Linked DNA regions of Homo sapiens: region 2 is linked to region 1. A link is an interaction called in ENCODE POLR2A ChIA-PET data of the cell type or tissue named here. Cell type or tissue: endothelial cell of umbilical vein. All regions are shown on one strand. Each heading gives the region's core, and the rest is flanking DNA. Links, peaks and the distances in the headings are about the cores only. Region 1 holds the start of PDIA5 (protein disulfide isomerase family A member 5). Region 2 overlaps SEC22A (SEC22 homolog A, vesicle trafficking protein).

Evidence for each region. Peaks named below come from ENCODE experiments on the same cell type or tissue, not always from the same donor. Only the 100,000 strongest peaks of a DNase experiment are listed, where the experiment ranks them.
Region 2: POLR2A ChIA-PET joins it to region 1 with 10 read pairs; 4 of 35 experiments call an interaction of 5 or more read pairs at or near these places.

The regions. Positions count from the first base shown.
Region 1 is chr3:123,062,103-123,070,441 of GRCh38, forward strand. It overlaps PDIA5 (protein disulfide isomerase family A member 5), which reads left to right and starts at 4,923. Exons shown (of 17, transcript NM_006810.4): 1 at 4,923-5,104. The coding sequence starts at 5,063. RefSeq lists a silencer at 4,978-5,217. In endothelial cell of umbilical vein, for the core only: no CTCF peak of the experiment used is centred there; a DNase peak (open chromatin) is centred at 4,929; H3K4me3 peaks cover 2,059 bases; H3K27ac peaks cover 1,286 bases; H3K27me3 peaks cover 348 bases.
Region 2 is chr3:123,226,822-123,235,160 of GRCh38, forward strand. All of the region lies in intron 4 of SEC22A (SEC22 homolog A, vesicle trafficking protein), which reads left to right. Among named protein-coding and RNA genes, the nearest start is that of SEC22A, 29 kb to the left of the region's middle. RefSeq lists a silencer at 2,338-2,538. In endothelial cell of umbilical vein, for the core only: no CTCF peak of the experiment used is centred there; a DNase peak (open chromatin) is centred at 4,770; H3K27ac peaks cover 513 bases.

The DNA.
Region 1 (8,339 bases), core at 155-8,154:
TTACCAGCACCTCAAGAGGCCCCCTTCCAGTGACTACTGACATCCTTCCCCCTGGAGTAACCACTATTTTGACTTCTAACAAAATAGACAACCTTTGCCTCATGTTTCTCATATAAACGAATCCTACAGAATGTACTCTTCTGTGTCTGGCTTCTTTGGTTCAACATTCCTCCTTTTCTTTCTGGGCCGATTCTTATCTTGCCTGAATGCAGAAAATGGTCATTGTGCTAGTCCTCATCCCAGCCGAGATGATGGAGGGGAACTGGCTACACAAATATAAGGTGGTGTCACAATTCGCAATAAACTGCAGGACAAGAAGTGTCTCTGGCCTGGCCCCGCGGGGCTGCTGCTGGAAAATGGATGGTGCCCATTGAGGGCTCTAATGGAGGAGGGACAGTGCTTGCCCTGTGCTATTCTCCTAATATTTCAAGGAGAGTGAAGCTTAGAATTGGTAAGCATTCCCAGAAGGGCTACGAATCGCATTTTAGCTTGTTTCAATTGCAGAATGAAATGGCTTGTTTTCTTGGAAATTTTTATTTGCCCCCCTCGGTCCCTTGCCCTCTGTTTCCCTGGCTCTCAGGTGCATAGCTTCCTTCCTGCCTTCCTCCCTTCAACTCTTGCCCCTTTTGGCAGTTACATTTCTGCAGAGTTCAGCCCTCCCTGGACCCAGGAACTTTTAGCCAGTCTTGAACTTCGAAGATACAAGAGCTACAAGGAATCCTGAAGATTAGCTGATTCACACCACCCTTCAATGTTCAGACTTAAGAAAAAGACTGAGAGATAGTGTATATAAAGCGTAAAATCTTAGTATCTAGTTTAGAAAATAAATCAATTCAGCTGGAATAATAAATTAATTTCAACACATCTTAAATGTCATGTAACTATCATTGAATCAAGATACAGGCTGGGCATGGTAGCTCATATCTGTAATCCCAGCACTTTGGGAGGCCAAGGCAGGCAGATCAGTTGAGCCCAGGAGTTCAAGACCAGCCTGGGCAACATAGCAAAACCCCGTCTCTACTAAAAATACACAATTAGCCCGGTGTGGTGGTGTGAGCCTGAGGTCCCAGCTACTCGGACGGCTGAGGTGGAAGGATGACTTGAGTCTAGGAGATGGAGGTTACAGTGAGTGAGATTGCATCACTGCACTCCAGCCTGGGTGGCAGAGTGAGCCTGTCTCAAAACAGAGAAACAAAAAAGCAAGATGCAGAGCATTTCCAGTACCTGGAAGGTTTGCTCATGCTTTCCCCACAGTCCGTCTCTATTCCTCATCCACTTGTTTTCTTTTATCGAACAGGCAGATTGTACTTGCCTGTTCTTGAACTTCAGATAAATGGAATCATACAGTACATATTATTTTGTGTCTGGCTACTTTTGCTCAACATCAGGGTTTTGAGATTCATCCACGTTGTTGCATATTATCAGGAGTTTGTTCTCTCTCTCTCTCTCTCTGTCTCTCTTTTTTGCAGAATATGCTATCGCTAATTTATCTACTCTCCTGTTCTGACAGTTGGGTTGTTTCCAGTTTGGGCTACTGTATCAGTTTGTTAGGGCTGCCGTAACAGACCACCATAGGCTGGGTGGCTTAAATGACAGAGGTTGTTTTTTATTATTATTATTATTCTGAAAGCTAGAAATCCACGATCAAGCTTTTGGCAGGGTTGATTTCTTCTGAGGGCCTCTCTCCTTGGCGTGTCACTGGCCATTCTGTCTTCTCTCTGTGTCCTCACATGGTCTTTCCTCTGTATATGTGTCCTACTGTCCTCTTTTTGTAAGGATACCAGCCATATGGGATTAGGGTCCACCACAATGACCTCATTTAACCTTAATTACCTCTTCAAAGGCTCTAAGTACGGTCATATTCTGATGTAGTAAGGGTTAGTTAGGACTTCAACATATGAATTTGGGGGGGACACAAGTCCATAACAGCTTCTGTGAATAAAGCTGCCATGAACATTTTGGCTCAGATTTTGTACATGTACAGTTGTCCAAAGTAGGTGAGCCAATTTACACTCCCACAGCAATGCGTGAGTGTTCCAGTAGCTCTGCATCCTCACCAACTGCTTCATTTGACAGATGAGAAACAGAGACCCACAGAGAGGGGTGCAAATCTCACTTTCCCATGTGCAGGTCATAAGTTCGAGGTTGCAGAGCAGAGCATGCCAAGGAAGCCCTGTCCCCAAACTGCTTTAGGAATTTCTGACACTTCCCAACACATTACTTAGCTCAATCATTCAGTCATTCATCAAAAAGAACAGTGAGAACCATCTGTGGCTCCGTCCTGTGCTAGGTCCTGGAAGCAAGGTGATGAACAGAGGGACAGGAAACTGACATTCAGGTTGGAGCAAGAGACAATGAACACAAGGACTCAGTAAGTCTTGTGGGTTTTGGTAGGTGCTGGGCAAAGAAGCAACAGAACCTAAGCAGAAGTTGAGATAGAGAAAAAGGAGCTTGGCAGTGGGGAGGGTAAACTCACCTGTAGATGGGCTGCTCTGAAGGGCATCTCTGAGAGGGGATAGATAGGAGAACCCTGAAGGATACAAAGGCGCCAGCCAGACAAAGGCCAAGGAAATTGCCAAGGCAAAGAGAATGGGAGGAGCACAAGCCCTGAGGCAGGAGCAGCTCTGGAGAGGGGAGGGGTGAGGAAATGATGGTCTGTGTAACTGGACCCAGTGGACAGGGGTTGTGGGAGGCAGGAGATGAGGTCTACCGGGCGGGCGAGGGCCTAGACCATGCAGGGCTTGCAGGTCTTGGGAAGAGTTTGGATTTTATTCTAAGGGTAATGGGAAACCACTGGAGGGTTTCAGGGGAGGGGCAAGCAAGATCCAACTGACATTAACATATGGATGGCATGGGGGAGAAGCAGGCACACTCTTTCAGAAACTGTTACCCTTCCCTAGGTGATAGTCACTTAGACTTGGGAGGTGGCAGGAGAGATATATTCTGGAGGTAAAATTGACAGGATGTGGTGAGGGGTTGGATGGGCCTGTTGTGAATAGGAAGCGAGTAATGGATAACTTCTAAGTTTTGAGCTTTGACTCTCCTGACAGAAGGCAAGGACCTTTCAGCTATAACTTACCAACCTCTGACTGTGCTGTTCTCTTGTTCATCTCACTACTGGATATCTTGAGCCTCAGGACATAGTAAGTGTTCAATAAACATTCTTGAATGTATGAACTGACTGCATGCAAGAATGCTTTAGCACAGCAGGGCCCAACCTTTTTGTCACCAGGGACCGGTTTTGTGGAAGACAAGTTTTCCACAGATGGTGGGGGGACAGGGGATGGTTTTGGGATGAAACTGTTCTATCTCGGATCATCAGGCATTAGATTCTCATAAGGCACCCACAACCTAGATTTCTTGAATGTGCAGTTCACAATAGAGTTCACACTCCTATGAGAATCTAATGCCACCACTGATCTGACAGGAGGCAGAGCTCAGGTGGTAATGCTCGCTGGCCCACAGCTTGCCTCCTGGTTCCTAACAGGCCACAGACTGTCCAGAGGCCCAGCGTTTGGGGACCCCTGCTTTAGCACAGGGAATGGGTTCAATAAAGAGTTTTTTTCTTTTGAAAATTTTTACTCAGGTAAAATTCACATAACATCAATTAACCATTTTAAAGTGTACAGTTTAGTGGCATTTAGTACCTTCACAATGTTGTGGAACCATCATCTCCATCTAGTTCCAAAATGTTTTATCACTCCCAAAGGAGTCCCTATACTCATTAAGCAGTCATTCCCCATTCCTTCCTCCCCACCCCCACTACTATGCTTTCTGTCTCTGTGGATTTACCTATTCTAAATATTTCATAAGATGTAATCACATCATATGTGACTTTTTGTGTCTGGCTTCTTTCATTAGCATACATTTCTGAGATTCATTCATTGTAGAATGTATTAGCATTTTATTCTCTCCCCCCCACCTTTTTTTTTTTTTTTTTTTTTGAGACAGGGTCTCACCCTGTGGCCTAGGCTGGGGTGCAGTGGCATGATCTTGGCTCACTGCAGTCTCCATATCCCAGGTTCAAGCAATCCTCCCGCCTTAGCCTCCCAAGTAGTTGGAACTACAGTCCCTTGCCACCACACCAGCTATTTTATTTTATTTTATTTTTATTTTTAGCAGAGATGAGGTCTTGCTATGTTGCCCAGGCTGGTTTCAAACTCCTAGTCTTACACGATTCTGCTGCCTCAGCTTTCCAAAGTGTTGGGATTACAGTCATGAGCTGCCCTGCTGGGCCACTTTATTCCTTTTAATGGCTAAATAACATTCCATTAGATGGATGTATCACACTTTGTTTACCCATTCATCCTTTGACAGACGTTAGAGTTGTTTCTACCTTTTGGTTATTGTAAATAGTGTTGCTGTGAACACTGGTGTACGTGCATTTGTCTGAATACCTGTTTTCAATTCTTTTGGGTATTAGCCTAAGGGTGGAATTGCTGGTCATATAGTAATCTATGTTTAACTTTTTGAGGAACCACCAGATTGTTTTCCAACAGCTCAATAATGTTTTACTGAAGTTAAATAGAATAAGCAGGAGGGAGTCTGGGAGGCAGGGATGAGGGCTTTTCCTGTCCTTCACAGGCAGCCCTGGACTCTGCCATTTACCGGCTGTGTGATCTGGATCAACGTACTTAAATTCCCTGCGCTGCCTCCTAATCCTCAAAGTGGAGAAAATAAAACCTAATTTCTGTGAGCTGCGTGAGATACTGTTTCTGAAGCTCCAGGCACAGAGTAAGCCCCCGCTCATTAATTGCCTTCCCTTACTCCCTGACCTTGCCTTTTCGCACTTCACTCGCTGCCACGTGGCCTCGGAGCCCAGTCCGCACCCGCAGCCCCCAGCTGAGCCAGGCTGCAGACTACAACTCCCAGCGAGCACTTCTTCCCGGCCGCCTCTCCCCAGCTGCTGCGCATGCTTTGGCAGACGTGGCACCGGGAACTCGGAGGCGGGGAGCGGCTGGGAAGTGGCCGTGGTGGTTGGCCGCGGTGGAGCTAGCAGGCGGGCGGGCGGGAGCGGGCGCCGGAGTGGAGAAAGGAGCCAGCGGTGGGCAGCGCTGCTGGGATGGCGCGGGCCGGGCCGGCGTGGCTGCTGCTGGCAATCTGGGTGAGACTGTGGGGCAGGGATCCGGGCCGGGCCAGCACGTGTGTCCCGCGTGCCCTTCTGCGCTCTCTGCTCCAGCCCTCTGCGGAACGTGCGGGGAGCTGCCCCGGGGCACCGGGATGAGGGCGTGCATGCCAGGCAGGCGGGCACTGGGTGCTACGCGGGAGACAGCGGGCGTCCCGGTGCCCTCGCCGCCAAGCGCTCCCGGACGCAGGGGCAGGAGGCAGCTGTGGGGCGCCGGGAGATCCCTGGCAGGGTGCTTACGCCACGGCCACAACTTTGCGGGGATGCAGGTCGGGGCACAGCCGGTCGGGCAGGACGCCGGCGGGCTGCGGGGTGAGCTCCGCTCCAGACTCCGAGCCCTGCACCTGTGTGAGTGCGGGGTGGGATGGGGGTGCTTACTACCTGCACTGCCGGAAACCTTGGTTTAGGGCCACCTTGTTCTTGGCTTCGGCCCCAGGCGTCTGGGAAACTGCGGGCCACCACCTGGGCCTCCGCCCACAGGCCAGGCTCGGTGGGCTGGGTGGGGTCGACGTAGCCCGCCCCGGCGGAGGAGCTGCTCCTACACCCAACTGAGGCGGGCTCGAGCCTCAGCCACTTTCTAGCTGTGTGACGCGGCGGTTCATTTAATGTATCTGAGCTAGTTTCCTCATGCATGATATAGAAAGGCAAAGCTACCCCCATAGGGTGGTTCTGAGAGTCGGATGAGGTCTCAGTGGAGGAAGCTGTGTAAACTGCAAAATCTTACAAAAGTGGAAAAGGAGTGGACTCCAAGAGTAGTTTGCTACACTTGGTGGGGGGGACTCCAGGCATCCCTGAGAGAGGTCGGAATGGGTGTGCCTGCCGGCCCAGGTCTGGGGTTTGGCCTTCGTTTCGCTGTGGGTGTGTGATGAGATATTGTGGCCTCCTTCCCCATCTTTTCCATAACTTATGCGCTCCCTTATTTTAGGACCATCCTGGTCCTTTTCCCCTGAAGTTCCAGGGAACTTCCTGTTCCTGGCACCCTCCCCCCAACCCAGATTTTCCCGTTCTTTTCCATTTGGGTGTGGCAAGGACACTGGGCAAATGGGAGGAGAAAAGTGTGGGTTGAGTTGCTTGAAACACTTCCATCTCCCAATACCCTGGCCTTTTGGATCACCAGTGAGGAGTGGCCTGGTACTCTCTGGTTGGAAGTGGGTGGGGAAAGAAGCCCCCTGTTCTCTTCGGTCTGTGTTCTCCCTCTTGGGGAGAACCAGGCTGGAGTGGGGCAGTGTCACTTAATTGCGTCTGGGTTTGTTGAATGCTGGTTTGCCATCAGTTCCCTGGAGCCAGTTGGTCTGGGCGGGTCTCTGGGCCAGGAGGAGGGAGCTATCTCCTGAAACGCCCCCCATCGGTCTTTGCACTTGGGCTGAGTAGGAGGTCCTGCTTTCCTCCCTTTCCCCTCCCTTTTGTGAAAACAAACGGCTTGAGAATCTGAAATTTCATTCGGCAGACATTTATTTGTCAATCACATTGTTTGGATTGATATTTTGCCCTCCACTGGGTTAGATTTTGGGCGGAGAGCAAAACACACATTGTACCTGCCGTCTGGTGTTGCCCTGGATTGGGCAAAGGAGTCAGTCCTGTGAGCAAATAATGACAGAACTGCAAGTGCTGTGACCTTAAGTACTAGTATCCTTCACTGAACCGGAGCCATACGTTGATTTAAAGGGAGGTCAGCCATGGCTTTCCTGAGGTGGTAGGGTTGAACAGAGTCTGAAAGATGTGTGGTAGTTAGCTAGGCAGTGGAGGGCTGCAGGTCCCCTTCACCAGGAGGTGCGGAAGAGCAGGTAGGTTTGCTGAAAGCACTAGAACCTGGGAGTCCTGAGCAAGCAATTTCTATCTTCTCCTTTCCCTAAGCCCTAGAGTTGGCTTAGCGGGTAGGAGGTGGAGGGAGCATGCCAACAGGAGCAGTGGTGAGTGATTGCTGGACAGCGCGTTGGGTCTTTGTAAATTTAAATGCTGTATCTATCTGATAAGTGCTCCCCAGGTTCCTGGAAGCCGGTTGGGTTTCTTTGTTCACTCAATATTTACTGAGGGCTGATATGTGCACAGGACTGGGCTGTGACCTGAAGGGTATAAAGGCATCTGCAGGGATTCGTGTACAGGGATATACACCCACCACATTTTTTACAATAGCAAAATGTGGAAATGGGTTAAATGCTCAATAATAGTGGCATGGTTAAATAATATCTGGCCTTGTCCATATCATGGAAAGTGATATTTATCTTTTTCAGTTTGGCCTGCTATAAGAAATATCCCATAGACTGGTGGTGTAGAACAATTGAAATGTATTTTTCACAGTTCTGCAGACCAAAAGTCCGAAATCAGGGTGCCAGCATGGTTGAATTCTAGTGAGGACCCTCCTCCAGAAGACTCTTGACTTCTCACTGTATTCTCATATGATAGAAAGAAGACTAGACAGTTCTCTTGGGTCCCTTTTTCAAGGGCACTAATCCTATTCATGAGCGATCCACCCTCATGACCTAATTACGTACCAAGGGCCCCACCTCCTAACACCACCACTTTGGGGGTTAGGATTTTAACATATGAATTTTCAGGGGAATGACAGAAATACTCAGTCCTGGCCGGGCACAGTTGCTCACACCTGTAATCCCAGCAGTTTGGGAGGCTGAGGCGGGTGGATCACCTGAGGTCAGGAGTTCGAGACCAGCCTGGCCAACATGGTGAAACCCCGTCTCTACTAAAAATACAAAAATTAGCCAAGCATGGTAGCGGGCGCCTGTAGTCCCAGCTACTCAGAAGGCTGAGGCAGGAGAATCGCTTGAACCCAGGAGGCAGAGGGTGCAGTGGGCTGAGATCGCGCCACTGCACTCCAGCCTGGGGGATGGAGCAAGACTCCATCTCAAAAAAAAAAAAAAAGAAGAAGAAGAAGAAGAAATATTCAGTCCATTGCAATGTTTATAAAGAATATTTTTATTTACCAGAATATTATGTTTATTATGAAAACATTTTATGATGTTTATGAAGAATATCTAAGGATGTGGAAAAATGCCCAAGTGTGATAAGTAAGGGAAAAGCAGGATGTAAAACCAAATCTGAGGGTGGCTGAAGTTACATGTATGAAGAATTAGTGCATCAAAATGTTAACAGTCATTGTTCTGGAAGGTGGAGTTGTGATGACTTCTGCTTCTTTGCTTATGCTTTTCTGTGGATTCCAAGTTTTTCACATGAATATGTATTAGTTTATAATCAGAAA
Region 2 (8,339 bases), core at 24-8,023, 160 kb after region 1:
ATCTTTTAGTAACTTCATGGTTTGAGGTCTTAGATTTAAGTCTAATCCATTTTGATTTGATCTTTGTATATGGCTAGGAAAACATTTAAGGTTTCTTTGTAAACATTTTTCTAGAAATGAAAAATAGGTTCTTTGTACTGCATATTTATAGGCATGTAAAGTGCTTTGCATTTTGTTAAAATGGCTACATTCAAGGCCAGTGTTCTTGACTGTCACGGAAGGTGTAAATACTTTAGTGATCGTCTGCTCAAACCTCCCATCCCAAAGAAGGAATACTATCGTCAACAGTTGTGAAATGATATAAACTTTTGCTTAAAATGAACACCTCATTATTTTATAAGGTAGCATATGCCATTGTCAGACTATTTGTTTAAGAAAATTATTCCAACCTAAGGCTTTAGGAAAAAAAAAAAACTTCCTTATATAATTGAGCTAAAGTCAGCTTCCCTATGTCTACTAGTTTGTTTTGTGATCTGTTCCTCCCTTCCTTCAGCAGAACCAGAATAACAGTTAAGTCAGCAACTGTGTGTCCTTTCCATCCTCTTAGACTAGTCTACTTCATATAAATATCTCCAATTCACCAATGAGAACACATGGACACAGGGAGGGGAACATCACACACGGGGGCCTGTCAAGGGGTTGGGGGCAAGGGGAGGGATAGCATTAGGAGAAATACCTAATATAGATGATGGGTTGATGGATGTGGCAAACCACCATGGCACATGTATACTTATGTAACAAACCTGCACGTTTTGCACATGTATCTCAGAACTTAAAGTATAATAAAAAAAGAAATAAAAATGTAAGACAATATCAACTATAGAATACAAAGCAAACACATTTATCATTGTATATTGACAAAGGGCAAAATTTTCAATTAAACTGCAACAAACATGCACCTTTTTGAATCACGAGGTCAGGAGTTCAAGACCAGCCTGGCCAAGATGGTGAAACCCTGTCTCTACTAAAAATACAAAAATTAGCTGAGTGTGGTGGCAGGCACCTGTAATCCCAGTTACTCGGGAGACTGAGGCAGAGAATTGCTTGAATCCAGGAGGCAGAGGTTGCAATGAGCTGAGATCGTACCACTGCACTCCAGCCTGGGTGACAAAGCGAGCTCCATCAGAAAAAAAAAAAAAAAACTCCAGTTCACTTAGCCTTTTCATTTATGGCATTTCAAGTTCTCCCCATCCTAGAAGCTTCCTCTAGACATGCTTTAGTTTGTTAATATTCTTTAAATTTGGACTGAATACAACACTTCACATACAAATGTGGGAGAAGAGGGTAACAAATTTCATTAAAATAATCCAGTCAGTTAGTAAACAAGCAGATAACAATAACAAGCCCAGTTGGTCAGGGGTGGTAGGGGGAGAGTGGGCTAGTACCCACATTGTTACAATATGTTATCTAAAATGTCCAATTTCCAGTAAATTATAAGACATGCAAAGAAACAGGAAAATATGGCCAGGTGTGGAGGCTCACACCTATAATCCCAGCATTTGGGAGGCCAAGGCGGGCGGATCTCCTGGGGTTGGGAGTTCACGACCAGCCTGACCAACATGGAGAAATCCCGTCTCTACTAAAAAAAAAAAAAAAAAAAAAAATTAGTTGGGCAGGGTGGCACATGCCTGTAATCCCAGCTACACGAGAGGCTGAGGCAGGGGAATTGCTTGAACCCAGGAGGCGGAGGTGGCAGTGAGCTGAGATTGCACCATTGCACTCTAGCCTGGGCAACGAGAGCGAAAACTCCATCTCAAAAAAAAAAAAAAAAAAGAAAGAAAATATGACCCACACACTGTGGGCATGGGGTAGAGGGGACAGAATGTAGGTAACAGAAACTGCCTCTGAGAGCAATCAGCTGTCAGATTTAACAGACAGAGGCTTCAAAGTAGTCATTATAATCATGTTCAAAGACTAAAGGAAACTATTAAAGGAGTAAAGGGGGAGGTATGATAATGTTGCATCAAATAGACAATACCAATAAAGAGAAATTATTTTTAAAAAACACAGTGGAAATTCTGGAATTAAGTAAAATTACTAAAATGAAAAATTCACTAGAAGGGCGTAACAATAGATTTGAACTGGCAGAAGAGTTAGCAATTTGAAGATAGATTGATAGAGATTATCTAATCTGAAAAACAGAAAAAAGAATGAAGAAAAATGAATGGAACCTCAAAAAAATGGGGCATGCTAACATAGGTGTGATAGGATACCGAAGAAGAAGGGGGAGAAAAAGCAGAAAAAATATTTGAGGAAATAATGGCTGAAAAGTTCCCAGATTTACTGAAGAACATTAGTCTGCTCTTGCAGGAAGCTCAGTGAACTCCAAATGGGATACACACGAGATCCACAAATAGATGAATCATAGTAAAATGCTGAAAACTAAAGACAAGGAGAAAGTCTTGAAATCAGCAAGAGAAAAAGAACTTGTCACTTACATGAGTTTACCTGTATAACAAACCTGTCCCTGAACCTAAAATAAAAGTTAAAAGGAAACCAAAACTCATCACTTACAGTGAACCTCAATAAGATTAACAGCTGACTTCTTAGCAGAACCAATAGAGACTAGTAGGCAATGGAATGACATACAAATTGCTGAAAGAAAGAAAATAAAAACTACCAGTAACCAAGAATCTTATATCTAGCAAAGTTATCTTTTAAAAAAATGAAGGCAAAGTAAAGATATTTACAGATAAATGAAAGATAAGAGAATTCGTTACTAGCAGAAACACCTTATAAGAAATAATAAAGGAAATTCTTGGCTGCATGTTGTGGCTTACGCCTGTAATCCCAACACTTTGGGAGGCTGAGGCGGGCAGATCACGAGGTCAGGAGTTCAAGACCAGCCTGGCCAACATGGTGAAACCCCGTCTCTACCTAAAATACAAAAATTAGCTGAGCATGGTGCCACACGCCTGTAATCCCAGCTACTCAGGAGGCTGAGGCAGGAGAATTGCTTGAACCCGGGAGGCGGAGATTGCCGTGAGCCGAGATCGCGCCACTGTGCTCCAGCCTGGGCAACAGAGCAAGACTTCATCTCAAAAAAAAAAAATAAATAATAATAATAATGGAAATTCTTTAGGATGAAAACAAGTGACCCTAGAAAATAATTTGAATCCATTTGAAAAAAAGCAAAGAACAAGGGTAAATGTAATTAAGTAATTAAAAAAGACAGTAAAGGCCCGGTGTGGTGGCTCATGCCTGTAATCTTAATACTTTGGGAGGCCAAAGTGGGAGGATCCCATGAGCCCAGGAATTTGAGGTTGCAGTGAGGTAGGCTGCCCTCCAGCCTGGGCAGTAGAGCAAGACTCTGACTCGTAAAAATACATTAATGCATTTTTCTTCTACTCTCTACTCTTAACTGATTTAAAAAGTGATCATATAAAACAGTGTATATATAATGTCATTTGGGCCTATAACATATAGAAATGTAATATGTTTTCGCATACAGCAAAAAGGACATGGGTGGTATTAAAGTTGTACTGGGATAAGGAAATTACTCCAGATGATAATTCAAATCAACAGGAACTAATGAAGGAAGCCAGAAAGATAAGATAAATATTAACAAGAGCTATAAACATATAATTACTATCCTTTCTTAGCATTTTTGGAAGACATAAAATTATAGAAGGTCATAATTTATAACAATGCATTATGGAGTTTGTGATGTTTATTGATATGTATAACAGCAATACCACAAAAAGGAGATAAAGGGAATAGAGCTATATAGGAGTAATGTTTCTGTGGCTCATTAGAATATAGTATAAATTCTTGCAGTTAAGATGTACATGGTAAGCTTAGAGCAACCACAAAGCAAATAAAAAGTAGTGAAAAATTATTAAAGTAAAATACCGTACTACCAAATATTCACTTCATGCAAAAAAAAAAAAAAAAAAAAAAGTGAAGGAGGGATAGAGCCAAAAAAGGCATGAGATGGATAAGAAAAAAGGGAAAAAATGGCAGATGTAAATCTATATCAGTAATAATGTTATATATGAATGGATTTAAAAAGTGTTAATATATTAAATAATCCAGTCAAAAGATGGAGATTGTAAGATTGGAGTAAAAATAAAAACACAAGATGCAACTATATGTTGTCTTCAGGAGACATACCTTAGATTCAAATATACAAATAGATTGAAAGTCAAAGGATAAAAAAAGATAAATGAAGAGGAAAAGAGAGCTGGAGTACCAATACTAATATCAGACAAAATGGACTTTACGACAAACATTGGTATGAGAGGTAAAGCATGACATTTTATAATGATAAAAGGGTGAATCAATTAAGATAGAGCTATAAACATACATGCATTTAACAACAGAGCCCCAAAGTACATTAAGTAAAACCTGCCAGAAGTGAATACAGAAATAGACAATTGAACAATGGTAGTTGGAGACTTAAATACACAACTTTCAATCATGGATAGAACAATTAGGCAGAAGATAAGAAAATAGAAGACTTGAACACCTGCACCACCATATGCCAGTGAGACATAACAGACATCTATTAGGATACTCCATTTAACAACAGAATTTATGTTCTTCTCAAGTGCATGTGAACTATTCTCCAGGATAGACCTTATGCTAAGCTAAACAAAACAAAAAGAAAAACAAAACCTTCATAAATTTAAAAGGATAGAAATAGTACAAAGTATGTTCTCCAGCTACATTAGATGAAATTAGAAGTGAAAACAGAAAGAAATTTGGGAAACTCACAAATATGTGGAAGTTAGACAGTACATTCCTAAATAGTGAATGGGTCAGAGACTAAATCAAAAGGGAAATGCGTACTTTGAGATGAATGAAAATGAAGATTCAGCATACCAAAACTTACAGGATGTAGTAGCAAAAGCTAAATTTAGAGGAAAATTTATCGCTGTAAATGCCTATGTTTAAAAAAACAAAAACCAGATTTGAAGACAACTTTCCACTTAAAGATAATGGAAAAAGAAAAGCAAATTAAACCTAAAGCAAACAGAAGGAAGGAAATAACGATTAGAACAGAAACAAATGAAATAGAGGATAGGAAAACAGTAGAGAAAAATCAACAAAACCAAAAGTTGGTTCTTTGAAAAAACTGACAAACCCTTAGCTAGATTGACCCAGAAAATAATTACTCAAATTAGAAATGAAGGGGCCAGGCACGGTGGCTCATGCCTGCAACCCCAACACTTTGGAAGGCTGAGGTGGATGCATCACTTGAAGCCAGGAGTTCAAGACTAGCCTGGCCAACATAGCAAAACCCCATTTCTACTAAAAATACAAAAAATTAGCTGAGCATGGTGGCACGTGCCTGTAATCCGAGCTGCTCAGGAGGCTGAGGACGAGAATTGCTTAAAACGTGGGAGGTGGAGGTTGCAGTGAGCTGAGATCACACCACTGCACTCCACCCTGGGTGATAGAGCGAGGCTCTGTCTAAAAGAAAAAAGAAATGAAAAGGATGGCATTTCTACTGACCTTCTAGAAATAAAAAGGATTATAAAGAATACTATAAACAACTGTCTCCCATTAAATTCAATAACTTTGATGAAATGGATAAATTCCTAGAAAAACACCAACTACTGGTAATGATGCAAGAAGATAATATGAATAGATCTGTAAAAGCAAAAAGATTCAATTAGTAATAAAAACTACCCACAAAGAAAACTCCAGGCCCAGATACATTTACTGGTGATTTTTACCAAACAGTTAATGAAGAGTTAATAACCAGTTATTTACAAACAGTTCCAAAAAAACAGTAAAGGGCCAGATGCTGTGGCTCACACCTGTAATCCCACCACTTTGGGAGGCCGAAGCAGGTAGATGGCTTGAGCTCAGGAGTTCAAGACCAGCCTGGACAATGTAGTGCAACACTGTCTCTACAAAAAATACTTCCGTATTCTGTGAGGCCGGTATCATACTAATACCAAAACCAGGCAAAGTCATCACAAAGAAAGTAAAATGCAGACCAATATATCTTATGAATATGGACACAAAAGTCCTCAGCAAAATACAAGCAAACCCAATCCAGCAACGTATTTAAAAAATTAGGCCAGGCGCTGTGGTTCATGCCTATAATCCCAGCACTTTGGGAGACTGAGGCAGGAGGATCACTTGTGCCCAGGAGTTTGAGACCAGCCTGGACAACATAGGCAGACCCCATCTCTACAAAAAATTTTTAAAAATTAGCGTGATGGTATGCATGTGTAGTCCCGGCAACTCAGGAGGCTGAGGTGGGAGAATCATTTGAGCCCAGGAGTTTGAGGCTGCAGTGAGTAATGATGACACCACTGCACTCCAGCCTGGGTGACAGAGCAAGACCATGTCTCTAAAAGAAAAAATTACAGTTATGTGCTACATAACAACATTTTGTCAGTGATAGACTGAATATATGGTGGTGATTTCAAAAGATTATAATAGCATATTTTTACTGCACCTTTTCTATGTTTAGATACACAAATACTATTGTGTTACAGTAGTCTACAGTAGCCAGTACGATAACATGCTGCACAGGTTTGTAACCCAGGAGCAATAGGCTATACCATATAGCCTAGGTATGTATTAGGGTATACTATCTAGGTTTGTGTAAATACACTCTATGACGTTTGCACAGCAATATCACCTAATGACACATTGTTCAGAATGTATCCCCATTGTTAAAGGATGCATGACCTGCATAAATCCTGACCAAGTGGGATTTATCTCAGGTGTGCAAGGTTGCTTTAACATCCAAAAATCAATTAATGTAATATATTGATAGAATAAGAAATGAAAAACACATGATTATCTCAATACATGCAGAAAAAGCATTTGACAAAATTCAACAGCCTTTCATGGCAAAAAAACAAACAAACAAAAAAAAACACTCAACAAACTAGGAATAGAAGGGAAGTTCCTCAACTTGATAAAAGTCCCTTATGGAAAACCCACAACTAACATTATATCTAATGGTGAAAGACAGGATGCTTTTTCCTAAGATCCAGGGACAAGACAAAGATGTCTGCTTACACTACTTCTAGTCAACATTATACTGGAAGTTCAAGGCACAGCAGGCCGTTGGACAAGGACAATAAATAAAAAGGCATGTAGATTGCAAAGGAAGAAATAAAATAACACCATTCACATATGACGTAATCTTTTATATAGAACATTCTAAGGAATCCACTGAAAAACTATTTGAGAACTAATAAATGAGTTCAGTGAGGTTGCAGGATACAAGATTAATATAAAAAACAATTGTATTCTATACACTAACAATGAACAATCTGAAAATGAAATTAAGAAAACCCTATATACTGAAAACTTTAAAACATAATTGAAAGAAACAACACCTACATTAATGACAAATAGTCTCATGTTCATGGATTGAAAGACAGTATTATTTACATGGTTGTACTTCCCAAATTAATAGAGAGATTCAGCACATTCTTTATAAAAATCCCGGCTTTTTTTGTAGAAATTGACAAGGTGATCCTAAAATTCATATGGAAATGCAAGGGATGGAGCATAGCCAAAATAATCTTGGAAAATCTTGGAAAAGTACAAAGTTGGAGGACTCACACTTCCAAACTTATTACCAACCTACAATTATCATGACTGTGTGGTTCTAGTTTAAGGATAGACACATAGATCAATGGAGTAGAATTGAGAGTACAGAAGTAAACTCACTATGGTTAACTAATTTTCAACAGTGATGCCAAGACAATGGTGAAAGAATAGTCTTTTTGACAAATGGTGCTAGGACAACTAGATACCACATGCAAAAGAATGAAGTTGGACCCCTACCTCAAAAAAAATATATAAATTAATTAAAATGTATCAAAAACTTAACAACAAAACTATAAAACTTTTAGGAGAAAACATACATATAAATCTTTGTATAATCTTATATTAGGTTTTTAAGACTTAACACCAAAATCACAATGAAAAAAGAAAAAATAGGCTGGGCTCAGTGGCTCACGCCTGTAATCCCAGCACTTTGGGAGGCCAAGACAGGCAGATCGCTTGGTCCCATGAGTTCGAGACCAGCCTGGGCAACATGGCGAAACCTCATCTCTACAAAAAATACAAAAATTATCCAGGCGTGGTGGCGCACGCCTGTAGTCCCAGCTACTCGGGAGGCTGAGGTGGGAGGACGGCTTGAGCCTAGGAGGCGGAGGTTACAGTGAGCTGAGATCGTGCCACTGCACTCCAGCCTGGGCAACAGCCAGACCTTGTCTCAAAAAAAAAAAAAAAAATAGATAAGGTGGACATCATCAAAGCTAAAAACTTTTTTGGAGACAAGTTCTTACAATGTTGCCCAGGCTGGTCTCGCACTCGTCGGCTCAAACAATCCTCCCACCTCAGGCTCTAGAGTAGTC